2 separate regions of the Homo sapiens genome follow, and region 1 is linked to region 2. Evidence: chromatin loops called from intact Hi-C (ENCODE). Cell type or tissue: heart left ventricle. All regions are shown on one strand. Each heading gives the region's core, and the rest is flanking DNA. Links, peaks and the distances in the headings are about the cores only. Region 1 has its middle 8.1 kb from the start of MRPL17. Region 2 has its middle 11 kb from the start of SMPD1.

What was found. Hi-C counts contacts between places; a loop is a spot of excess contacts. Peaks named below come from ENCODE experiments on the same cell type or tissue, not always from the same donor. Only the 100,000 strongest peaks of a DNase experiment are listed, where the experiment ranks them.
Region 1: it touches region 2 in a loop (2.6-fold over the local background); 29 of 110 quality-filtered maps call a loop at or near these places.

The regions. Positions count from the first base shown.
Region 1 is chr11:6,672,539-6,677,923 of GRCh38, reverse strand. No RefSeq gene overlaps it. Among named protein-coding and RNA genes, the nearest start is that of MRPL17, 8.1 kb to the left of the region's middle. RefSeq lists an enhancer at 4,088-4,137. In heart left ventricle, for the core only: no CTCF peak of the experiment used is centred there; no DNase peak of the experiment used is centred there; H3K27ac peaks cover 754 bases.
Region 2 is chr11:6,376,365-6,381,749 of GRCh38, reverse strand. No RefSeq gene overlaps it. Among named protein-coding and RNA genes, the nearest start is that of SMPD1, 11 kb to the left of the region's middle. In heart left ventricle, for the core only: a CTCF peak has its summit at 2,304 (motif pointing left); no DNase peak of the experiment used is centred there; H3K27ac peaks cover 1,322 bases.

The DNA of each region.
Region 1 (5,385 bases), core at 79-5,078, 300 kb before region 2:
AGATTGGGACTCATTCTTGATAACTCTATCATAAGGCCTGATACAAAATAGGTGCTCAATATATGTTCATTAAATAAGGAGGAGTAAGCTACATCCATGCCATATTCAACTCTCTGGCTGAGCTTTACAAACAATAAACATGGTACCACATGTAGAGATAGGGTTAAGCTACACTACTGAGTATACCAAGCAAAAGAAATGGTCTCCTTCCTCTTCCAGAACTTAAATGCTTATAATGATTGTCAAGAATGTGAGCATATTTCTAATTCATTTCCCACACATTTTATATTCCAATTTTCTGGAATATTTCTAACCAATCCACAGATAGAAAACACCTATAAATTTTCCAAGACTAGCCAAAAGCTGAAAGGTTGCGTTTTTTGTAAAGTGTTGACAGAATTACCCAAGCAAAACTCAGCACTATTCCAATGATCCAATTTCTTTTTTTTTTTTTTTTAGTTAACACATCCATCACCACGTATGCTGTACATTAGATCTCCAGAACTTGTTCATCTTATAACTGAAAGTTTAGACCCTTTGATCAACATCTCTATTTCCCTCATACCTCAGACCCTGGCAATGACTGTTCTACTCTGTTTCTATGAGTTCAATGTTTTTACATTTCAAATATAAATGAGCTCATACGTAATTTTCTTTCTGTGTCTAACTGACTCATTTAGCATAATGTTCTTCTGGTTTATCCACGTTGTCATGAATAGCAGGATTTCCTTTTTTATGGCTAAATACAATTCCATTGTATATAAATATACCACATTCTCTTTATCTATTTATGTGTCGACAGACACTTAGATTGTTTCTGTATCTTGGCTATTGTAAATAAGGCTGCAGTGAACATGGGAATGCAGATATCTCTCTTCAGGATCCTGATTTTGTTTCCCAGAAGTGGTATTGCTGGATCATAGGGTAGTTCTATTTTTAATTTTTTGAAGAACCTTCATACTACTGTTTCCCATAGTGGCTGTACCAATTTACATTCCCACCAAGAGTGTACAAGTGTTCCCCTTTCTCCACATCCTCACCAACACTTGTCATCCCTTATCTTTTTTTATAACAGCCATGCTAACAAGTGTAGGATGATCTCTCATTATGGTTTTGATTTACATTTCTCTGATGATTAGTGGTGCTGAACACTTTTTCATGTATTTCTTCTTTAGAAAAATATCTATTCAGATCCTTTACCTATTTTCAAATCAGATTTTTTGTGTTTTCTTGCTATTGAGTTGTGTGAGTTCCTTATATATTTTGGATATCAGCCCCTTATCAGATATGGTTTGCAAATATTTTCTCCCATTCGGTAAGTTACCTTTTCATTTTGTTGTTTCCTTTGATGTACAGAGCCTTTTAGTTTGATGTGGTACAACTTGTTTATTTTTATTTTGTTTGCCTATGCTTTTCGTGTCATATCTGAAAAATCATTGCCAAGGCCAATGTCAAGGAGCTGTTCCCCTATGTTTTCTTCTAAGAGTTTTACAGTTTCACATCTTACATTTAAGTCTTGAATCCATTCCAAATTCATTTTTATATGGTGTAATACAAAAGTCCATTTTTGTCATTTTGCATATGTCTATCCAGTTTTCCCAATACTATTTATTGAAGGGATTTTTGTTCCTCATTGTGTATTCTTGGTGCCTCATCAAAGATTAGTTGACCAGTTGGGCATGGTGGCTCGCACCTGTAACCCCAGCACCTTGAGAGGCAGGGGCAGGAGGATCACTTGAGCACAAGAGTTTGAAACCAGGCTGGGCAACATCCGGAGACCTCATCTCTACAAAAAAAAATCAAGAAAATTAGCTGAATGTGGTGGTGTGTGCTTGTAGTCCCAGCTCCTCAGGAGGCTGAGATGGGAAGATCACTTGAGCCCGGGAAGTCAGGGCTGCAGTGAGCCAAGATTGTGCCTCTGCACTCCAATCTGGGCGACACAGCAAGACCCTATTAAAAAAAAAGAAAAAAAGATCAGTTGACCACATGACCATACATGCATGGGTTTATTTCTGAGTTCTCTATCCTGTTTTATTGGTCTGTGTGTCTATGTTTAAGTTGTACATGCAAAACAGTATGGTACATAATGTTTTGATTACTGTAACTTTGAATGTAGTTTGAAATCAGCAAAGGTGATGCCTCCAGTTTTGTTCTTTATCAAGATTATTTATTCTATTTGTAGTCTTTTGTTGTCCTGTACTAATTTTAGGACTTTTTTCTACATCTATGAAAAATGCCATGGAATTTTCATAGGGATTGAATTGAATGTGTAGATCACTTTGGGTAACATGGACATTTTAATATTATTAATTCTTCCAATCCATAAACATGGGATGTATTTCCAGCTATTTGTTCTTTTTCAGTTTCTTTCATTGGCACCTCATAGTTTTCAGTGTATAGATCTTTTTTTTTTTATACTTTAAGTTTTAGGGTACATGTGCACAACATGCAGGTTTGTTACATATGTATACAAGTGTATAGATCTTTGTGTGTGTGTGTGTATGTAGATTTTTCACCTCCTTGGTTAAATTTATTCTTAAGATTTTATTCTTTTTAATGCTATTATAAACAGGACTGTTTTCTTTATTTTCTTTTGCAGTCCAGTTTTACATTGTACATTCTTCATTACAACAACGGTATAATTATATTGTTCAGCACTCATTACTAAACAGTGAACTACTTAAGAGCACAAACACGTCTAATTCACTTTTCCCACCACCCTGTAAAGAACATGAGGCAAAATAGACATCTATAAATGTCTGTTGAATGAATCAATGTGTTATACTGAGTTCTTCTGCTTAGCTCTGTCTTTTGGACTCACTGACTCCTCCCTTCTCCTGTTTCCTCCTTCTTCATCTAAAAAAGAACTTCCTGCAAAGCTGATTCCCTATTGTTCATGCCTGGGTAATATCTGTACCCTTAAGGCTTTCCTCTCTGTGCTCTTAAATGCATGGGCATAGTGTAGCTCTCCTTTAGTTTCTGGGATATAAATTTGTTAGTTATTGATGTTTTCGTTTTGTTTTCGTTTTCGTTTTTTGAGGCAATTCTCCTGCCTCAGCCTCCCAAGTAGCTGGGATTATAGGTGCCTGCTACCAGGCCTGGCTAATTTTTGTATTTTTAGTAGAGGCGGTGTTTCACCATGTTGGTCAGGCTGGTCTTAAACTCCTGATCTCAGGTGATCCACCCGCCTCGGCCTCCCAAAGTACTGGGATCACAGGCGTGAGCCACTGAGCCCAGCCTTAAATTTGGTAGTTAAATCTGAGATATCTTAATAATAGAAATGGTTTGTGTGCTTACATTTCCAGGAAAGAACTAAACTTTTCTGACATTTTTGCATTCTGTTCCACAACATATCTGTTTAATAGAAAAATAAGATTTTTAATTCTCACAAGTTAAATATTGTACATTACACACAGACACACACACACACATGAACACACACAATTTTCTATCAAAATTGATGTCTTGGGAAGACAAGCCTTGTTTACACTGTGGTTTCATATATACCTTGGTACACCACTGTGTAGCCCAGTACAGGAAGCACACCATTAAAGGGTTTTTCTGCTATTCACTTGAAAACACAAAAGGAGATGAAAACACAAAAGCTGTACCTAGGGATGTCACTGAAGACTTAATGACATTGTCCTGGCTTAATTTCTAACTACTTTTCCGTAAAATGGTTTCATAACCTTTCCTACAATTACTTCTCCTTTTATCCCAGAAGGAATAAAAAGAAAAAGAAGATAGTTCAGTTTCATATGTGCTGCATTTGAGATGCCTGGAAGCATCTGGAGCTTGAGAAAGAGGTTTTTGCTGGAAGAACAAATTTGGGAGTTGTCAGCAATTAAAGCTAAATAAATGGATAGAGTGACTCAGAGTATATATGTAGAGCAAGAGGAGGCTGAGGTCAGGCAGTAGGGAACAGACAGGATAGAGAACTTTTGAAGGAGACTGAGAATTTTTTAAGAGAGGAAAGGGAACCTGCAAAATTCATCACAGTACCCAGCTTGTGTCTTCTTTGTCATAGGAGGCACTCAATAATTAATCAGTTAACTTAGCAAGCATATTTCTCCCTCCAAAGCACTATGCTTTGAAATATTGGAATGACCCCTCAAAGGCCCAAAAGACCAGTTAGAGAGACAGATCATAAATAAGTACAACATAGTAAAACAGATACTATGAACATGGTTGCACCTGAGGCCTACTGGAGTACCAAGAAAGGAAGTGGTCCATGCAGAACTTCTCAAAATAAACAATGCTAGGGCTGAATCTTGAAGAATGATTAGGAACTCATCAAGCATTGGGGAAAGAAATTAGTTTGGAGGGCATTCCATGCAGCAAGATCTGTAGATGCATTGAATTATGAAATGGTATAGAGTGGTTGAGAAATTCCAATTAATTTGGCACAGCAGGGATTTAAGATTTGAGGAAAAAGTAAAGGAAGAGAAGCTGGAAAGCCAGGCAAGACCAGGTTACAAAGGACCCTGTAAGATATGATAAAGTGTTTGGATTTTATCCTGAAGACTAAGGGAAGCCACCAGTATTTTTAAATGGAGAAAAGAGGGATAAGATTAACATTTCAGAAAGATCATTCTTGCATCAGACTGTAAGATAGGTGAGAGGGACAAGATTAGAAGCTGATAAAAAAATAAAAATAAAAAAAAAAAGATTAGAAGCTGGTAAACCAAATAGGAAGCTAGTTAAGGAGTCTAAGTGGAGTTGGAAACCCAGATTAGGCCAAAAACAGGGAAAACCTAGAGAAGCTGACAGAACAAACAGCCATAGAAAAGGTAGAATAGGCTAGACACATTGTATGTGATTACATGAGGTGGAGGAGAAATTAAGAGTCGAGGATAACACCAGGTTTCTGTTTGGGTAGTTGGGTAGAGAAATTCTATTCACATATTCACAGAGAATGAGGATAAGTAAGAGGGGAAGTAGATCAGGAGTTACAGTGATGAACTTGGTTGTAAATATACTCGTGTTAAGGAACTGTCTTGTTAACAATTGTTCTGGAGCTCAGAGGATAGAGGTAAGCTAGCAATTCAAACTTGAGAGTCATACGCACATACATGGGAAATGGAGCAATTGGTTTAGATGAGATTTCTCAGACAGGAAATATAGGGGGAGAAAAAAAAGAGTCCTAGCATAGAGCCAACATACAAAGGCCAGAGAGAGAGAGAGAGAGAGACAGAAAGACAGAGAAAGAGAGAGTAGCCCTCTTAGGGGATTGAAAAGGAGCACTACAACTAGAACACTGCTGTCTCAAAATCCAGAGGAACAGAGTGTTGAAAATGTCAATTTGAGTCTATCTCCCCCAGTAGATTGTGAGTTATTGGGGGGCATACAATAGTTAATTTTGTATTCTCAGAACCTAACGTTGGC
Region 2 (5,385 bases), core at 87-5,086:
CGCCCAGGCTGGAGTGCAGTGGTGCGATCTCGGCTCACTGCAACCTTCGCCTCCCAGGTTCAAGCAATTCTCTGCCTCAGCCTCCCAAATAGCTGGGATTGCAGGCACCTGCCCCCACGCCCAGCTAATTTTTGTATTTTTAGTAGAGACGGGGTTTAACCATGTTGGCCAGGCTAGTCTTGAACTCCTGACCTCATGATCCACCTGCCTCGGCCTCCCAAAGTGCTGGGATTACAGGCGTGAGCCACTGCACCCGGCCAGATCTTTTTAAATGTTAATGCTCGTCACTTGTTCCCAATTCTGAGAGAGAAGAGTATGATGAGGCATGTCCAATCCCCACTTTCAATCATGGCCTGAACTAGATTTTCTGGTTTAGTTTGGAATGTCTTTGGGAGAGAGGGGACTCTGTCAGTTGGTTGGGGGAGCTTAGAATTTTATTTTTGGTCTACATGGGGGAATAAGCCCTTTGTTCCTGAAGGCAGGTCAGGTGGCACATCACAGTGTCCACCACAGACTACCTCTTGTGCCACTTGGATTCATTTCACAGAAGTCTGGAACAGCTCCTCTAGCATACTAATGACTAATGAGTCTCTCTTCATGGTGGAAATTAGAAGAAAGATAGTGGAAAGAATTATAGCTCTCTGAAGCCTCTCTCAGGACAGCAACTGATACTCATCATTTTCCTCTTTTATCCATTTTAGCTTTCCTTCACCCTTAGAGAGCACCTCTGCTGATTTCAGTGGCTTACCTGATGGTGTAATGCAAACTTTCTCCCTGGGGGGTCTGAGCCTCACTATCCATGCTCTCCTCAAGCCATGCTCCTGCACTTGTCTTTTTACCATCAAAATAGGGCAGGGACTACCAAGAGGCACCCAAGTGGGCCAGCTGGATGCCAAGCATATTCCCCCATGTCTCCATTTTGTAACAGTTGTATTATCAGGATCAACAATGACAATCAGGATCAACGCTACAGCCACCATGATCATGCCTCTTCTTGCCTGCTGGCCCCTGCACGCAGGAGCCCAGAGTTCCTAGGCAACAACCATAACCCATTCACCTGCTGGACACATTTCCCCATTGGGAATCAGAGCCTCTAAAGCAGCAGAGCCTAGAGTTGTAGGGGCAGAAAGCACAAATTTCCCAAGTAGATTCCTGGGAGTGATGGCGAACAGAGCCACGCCTGCTTTCTCTCTTTGGTTCTGAACCCATGTGTTTTACCTTTTGGGAACAGAACACCAGGTTGTTGGTTTAAAGTGTATACTGCATGCTAGAAGGTGGCACCTCCTCCTCTCTAGGAATTACTTCCATGTTTGTGCTTCAGCTGTGCATCTACAGCTGATTCTATCACTGTGTTAGGCTGGCAGTTTCTGGGTGGTCGGCTGTAATGTGACCAGTGGACACAAAAGTCATGTGCCCGCTTTACACCTCTTTTGCTGAAAAGTGGTTCCTGGTACGACATGATAGGATTCCGTACCTGTTGCTCAGACACTGTCTCTGTAAGCCCTTGGATAGTGGTTGAGGCCTAGGAGGTGGGAAAATTCATTATGAACAAAGTTTTCTGCAGGGCTGGTAGTGGGAAAGGTGAGACAACCTTATTCTTGACTTTCTCTGGGTTTTAGAACTTCTGAAACCTATTGTGCAGGCTTCTAGGCTATTGGATAATGACTAGAACTTGGGGAAGGGAGAGCAAGGCTGGTGTTTAAAGATCTAAAGTTATACAGCCTCTGCCTCAGTGGCGAACTGAGTCCCTGGCTTGGAGAGTGATTGGCAGAGGGACAAAATGGGCTGCTTGGTTGGGACAGATAACTTCTTAGTTAATCTGGGTTAATTTAAGCAGACATTCGCTTAGGGTACTTACATTTTGTTGTGTCAGGAAACCTGTACAAACAGCTGAGCACGGTGGCTCACGCCTGTAATCCCAGCACTTTGGGAGGCCTAGGTGGGCGGATCACCTGAGATCAGGAGTTCGAGACCAGCCTCAATATGGAGAAACCCCGTCTCTACTAAAAATACAAAATTAGCCGGGCGTGGTGGTGCATGCCTGTAATCCCAGCTACTCCGGAGGCTGAGGCAGGAGAATTGCTTGAACTTGGGAGGCGGAGGTTGCAGTAAGCTGAGATCAGACCATTGCACTCCAGCCTGGGCAACAAGAGTGAAACTCTGTCTCAAAAAAAATTAAAAATAAAAAAAAAGGAAACCTATACAAATTCTGTTCAAGTGGCCAGCCAATTCTTGAGCTGTCTGTGAAACTGCAAATTGAATTCGAAATTCCAGACAGCAGCCCAGCACTGATGGGGAAAGGTCTCCCTCTTGTGGAAATTTTAGGGATTACTGGAAAGCTAGTAATCTATACCTTTAAGAGCTCAAATCCAGAAGAAATTTTTCTTGACAGGCAATTCCAACGCAGTGTATGTAGAACCCCCAATAGTAGGGGCTGCAATTTAAATTCAAGCTATCTGGATTAGAATCTTTGTTCTGCCACTTATTAGTTGTGTGACCTGGACAAAGCACATCACTTTTTGAGCTTCAATTTCTTTCTGTGTGACATGAAGATAATAGATAATATAAGGTTGTGAAGTTACAATGAGACAGTACTTAGATTAATAGATGTGACAGAGGAAGACTTTTAGTATCTGATGCAAACTTTTAAAGTTGCATCTTATATTTCATTACCAACTATACAGAATCTACCACCTTATACATAGTAGATGCTGTATCTGTATTGACTATCATTGATTTAATGAGGTCTAGCTGATAACTCTCCCCAGTTTTCCATGCCTTATCCACACTGTCCATTGACAGGAGAGAGGAAATCTATGGTTACAGTGAGGTGGAGGCTGAAGGAAAAGTTAAATGTTAAAAACTGCCCTTCGCCACCCCGCCCTGTGGAAGACGTAGGGAGTATTTACTTAATGACAATAACTTAGCTCCATCTATTGTCAGGAAATCATCCATTTATTCCCACCCACCGCCGCCAACACACACACTGTTCTGTGTCAGGCCCAGACCAAGAAGCTGGGGATATACCTGTTAGTAGGAAAAGCCCTGCCCTACAGAAGACTCCAGCTCAGGAGAGGATAGGGGCAAGAATAACATACTTGCCTCACCCCATCAGCCAGCATGAGGAAGCAACATAGAAGCTGTCCCCTGCAGACCTCCTGTCAACAGTCACGTGAGCACCCAATGTCACCAGTGTTGACAGATGATCTTCCAGTCGTTCCTGGGAGAAGGCTTTCCATCCGCAGCTACCTACATCTTATATAGGATGAAGGTCACCTCTCTGTGTCCTGAGATATTGCCACACTCCAACCACACTGTCTCATGTGGACATTCACTTAAAACGACTCAGGATACTTGTAAGCTCCACTGAAGCAGTCAGATCTTTGACACACAGGAAGGGGAGTGTAATGTGGAAGGAAGTGTCTCAGCCCTGTACTTGGGTAGGCTGAACAAGGGTGAAATCTAGTCCTGAAACCTAGACAGTTTTACATTTTTTTTTCTTTACCATCTCTATTCTCTGAAGAAGCTAATCCTTGGGAGGATATTTTTCAGCTTCCAAACAGAAATTGAACTAGGAAACCAATATATATGGTTGTGCATGCACATTTGTGTGCACATGAGTGCATGGGTGGTGTGGTGGATGGGCACCACCCCCAATGCAATAGCTCTCTGACTTCATCAATGCATCCAGTCTATCTTCCTTTTCTCTCTGTTTACCCACCTGCTCCTGGCTTCCTGTCTGTTTAAAATAATACTTTATAATCTAACATTATAGTAATTCCTTTGCAGATATGCTCAGCTCCTGTGTTCCCCTCTCCTCTGTCATTTTCATCTGGCTGAACTCCAGTCTCAAATGATCCCAATTACTTTCATTTTCTTCTTCTGAACCAGAGTAGCTGAAATTGTTACAGCAAATTCTATAGCTAGAAAAAGTGATATAAGGCCGGGCGCGGTGGCTCACGCCTGTAATCCCAGCGCTTTGGGAGGCCAAGGCGGGTGGATCACGATGTCAGGGGATCGAGACCATCCTGGCTAACACGGCGAAACCCCATCTCTACTAAAAATACAAAATATTAGCCAGGCGTGGTGGTGGGCGCCTGTGGTCCCAGCTACTCAGGAGGCTGAGGCAGGAGAATGGCGTGAACTCAGGAGGCGGAGCTTGCAGTGAGCCGAGATCGAGCCACTGCACTCCAGCCTGGGCGACAGAGCGCGACTCCGTCTCAAAAAAAAAAAGAAAAGAAAAAAAGAAAAAGTGATATAATGATAAATTCATGATCCCCAGACTCACATGGTCCCTCAGTGCTGCCTGGCAATTTTTCCGTGTTTCTCTAGTGAGCTTGCTCTTTTTCTACTTTTTCTAACTTTTTCATTGCTTTGTAGATCTTTTCATATCTCTGCATCCTCTGTCCTCACACCACCCACTCTTACTGATTTTGCCTTCTATTTTACAGATAATTTAGAAGCCATCCAGAGAGACATTCCCTTGTCTTTGTTACAACAAATTAAAACCCTGCTTGCATCTGTACCCATCCTCTCCCTTTCCCCCTCTGTTATATCCTAATATTTTACAGATGATGAAATACAGGTGCAGAGAAGTTACATAGCTTGCCTAAGATCACACAGCTAGCAAGTAGTTGAGCCCAGTTCCCAGCAGATGAAGCATCCCTCTTACAAAGGGCTGATACTTTTATATTGTTCTATCTCTCAGGGATCTGATTATATTAGCTATTCCCCTTCTCTTAGTTAATTTTTTTTTTTTTTTTTTTTTTTGAGATGGAGTTTCGCTCTGTCACCCAGGCTGGAGTACAGTGCCATAATCTCGGCTCACTGCAACCTCTGCCACCCAGGCTCAAGCGATTCTCCTGCCTCAGCCTTCTGAGTAGCTGGGACTACAGGCACGCACCACTACGCCTGGCTGATTTTTGTATTTTTAGTAGAGATGGGGTTTCACCATATTGGCCAGACTGGTCTCAAACTCCTGACCTCAGGTGATCCACCTGCCTCGGCCTCCCAAAGTGCTGAGATTACAGGCGTGAGCCACCTCACCTGGCCCTCTCCTAGTTAATATTAAGTTATGTCATCAGTGACAAAAAACTGAAAATAACAGCAGCTTTAAAGGAGGTCGGCATTTATTCCTCCCTCACATAGACATAGCCCATCCAGGACTTGCATGACAACGATATGATGAGCAGGAAACCAGGCTGCTTTGATCTTGCTCACCATCCCCAAAATGTGGCTTTCACCTTGTGGCTCATGCTCCAGCCATCATCTCTACACTCTTGCCAGCAGGAAAAAGAACAGAGCCCTTCCCTTTAAGGACACTTCCTAGAAGTTGCACAAGACATTTTTACCCTTATTTCCATGGCTAGAACTTGAACACATTAT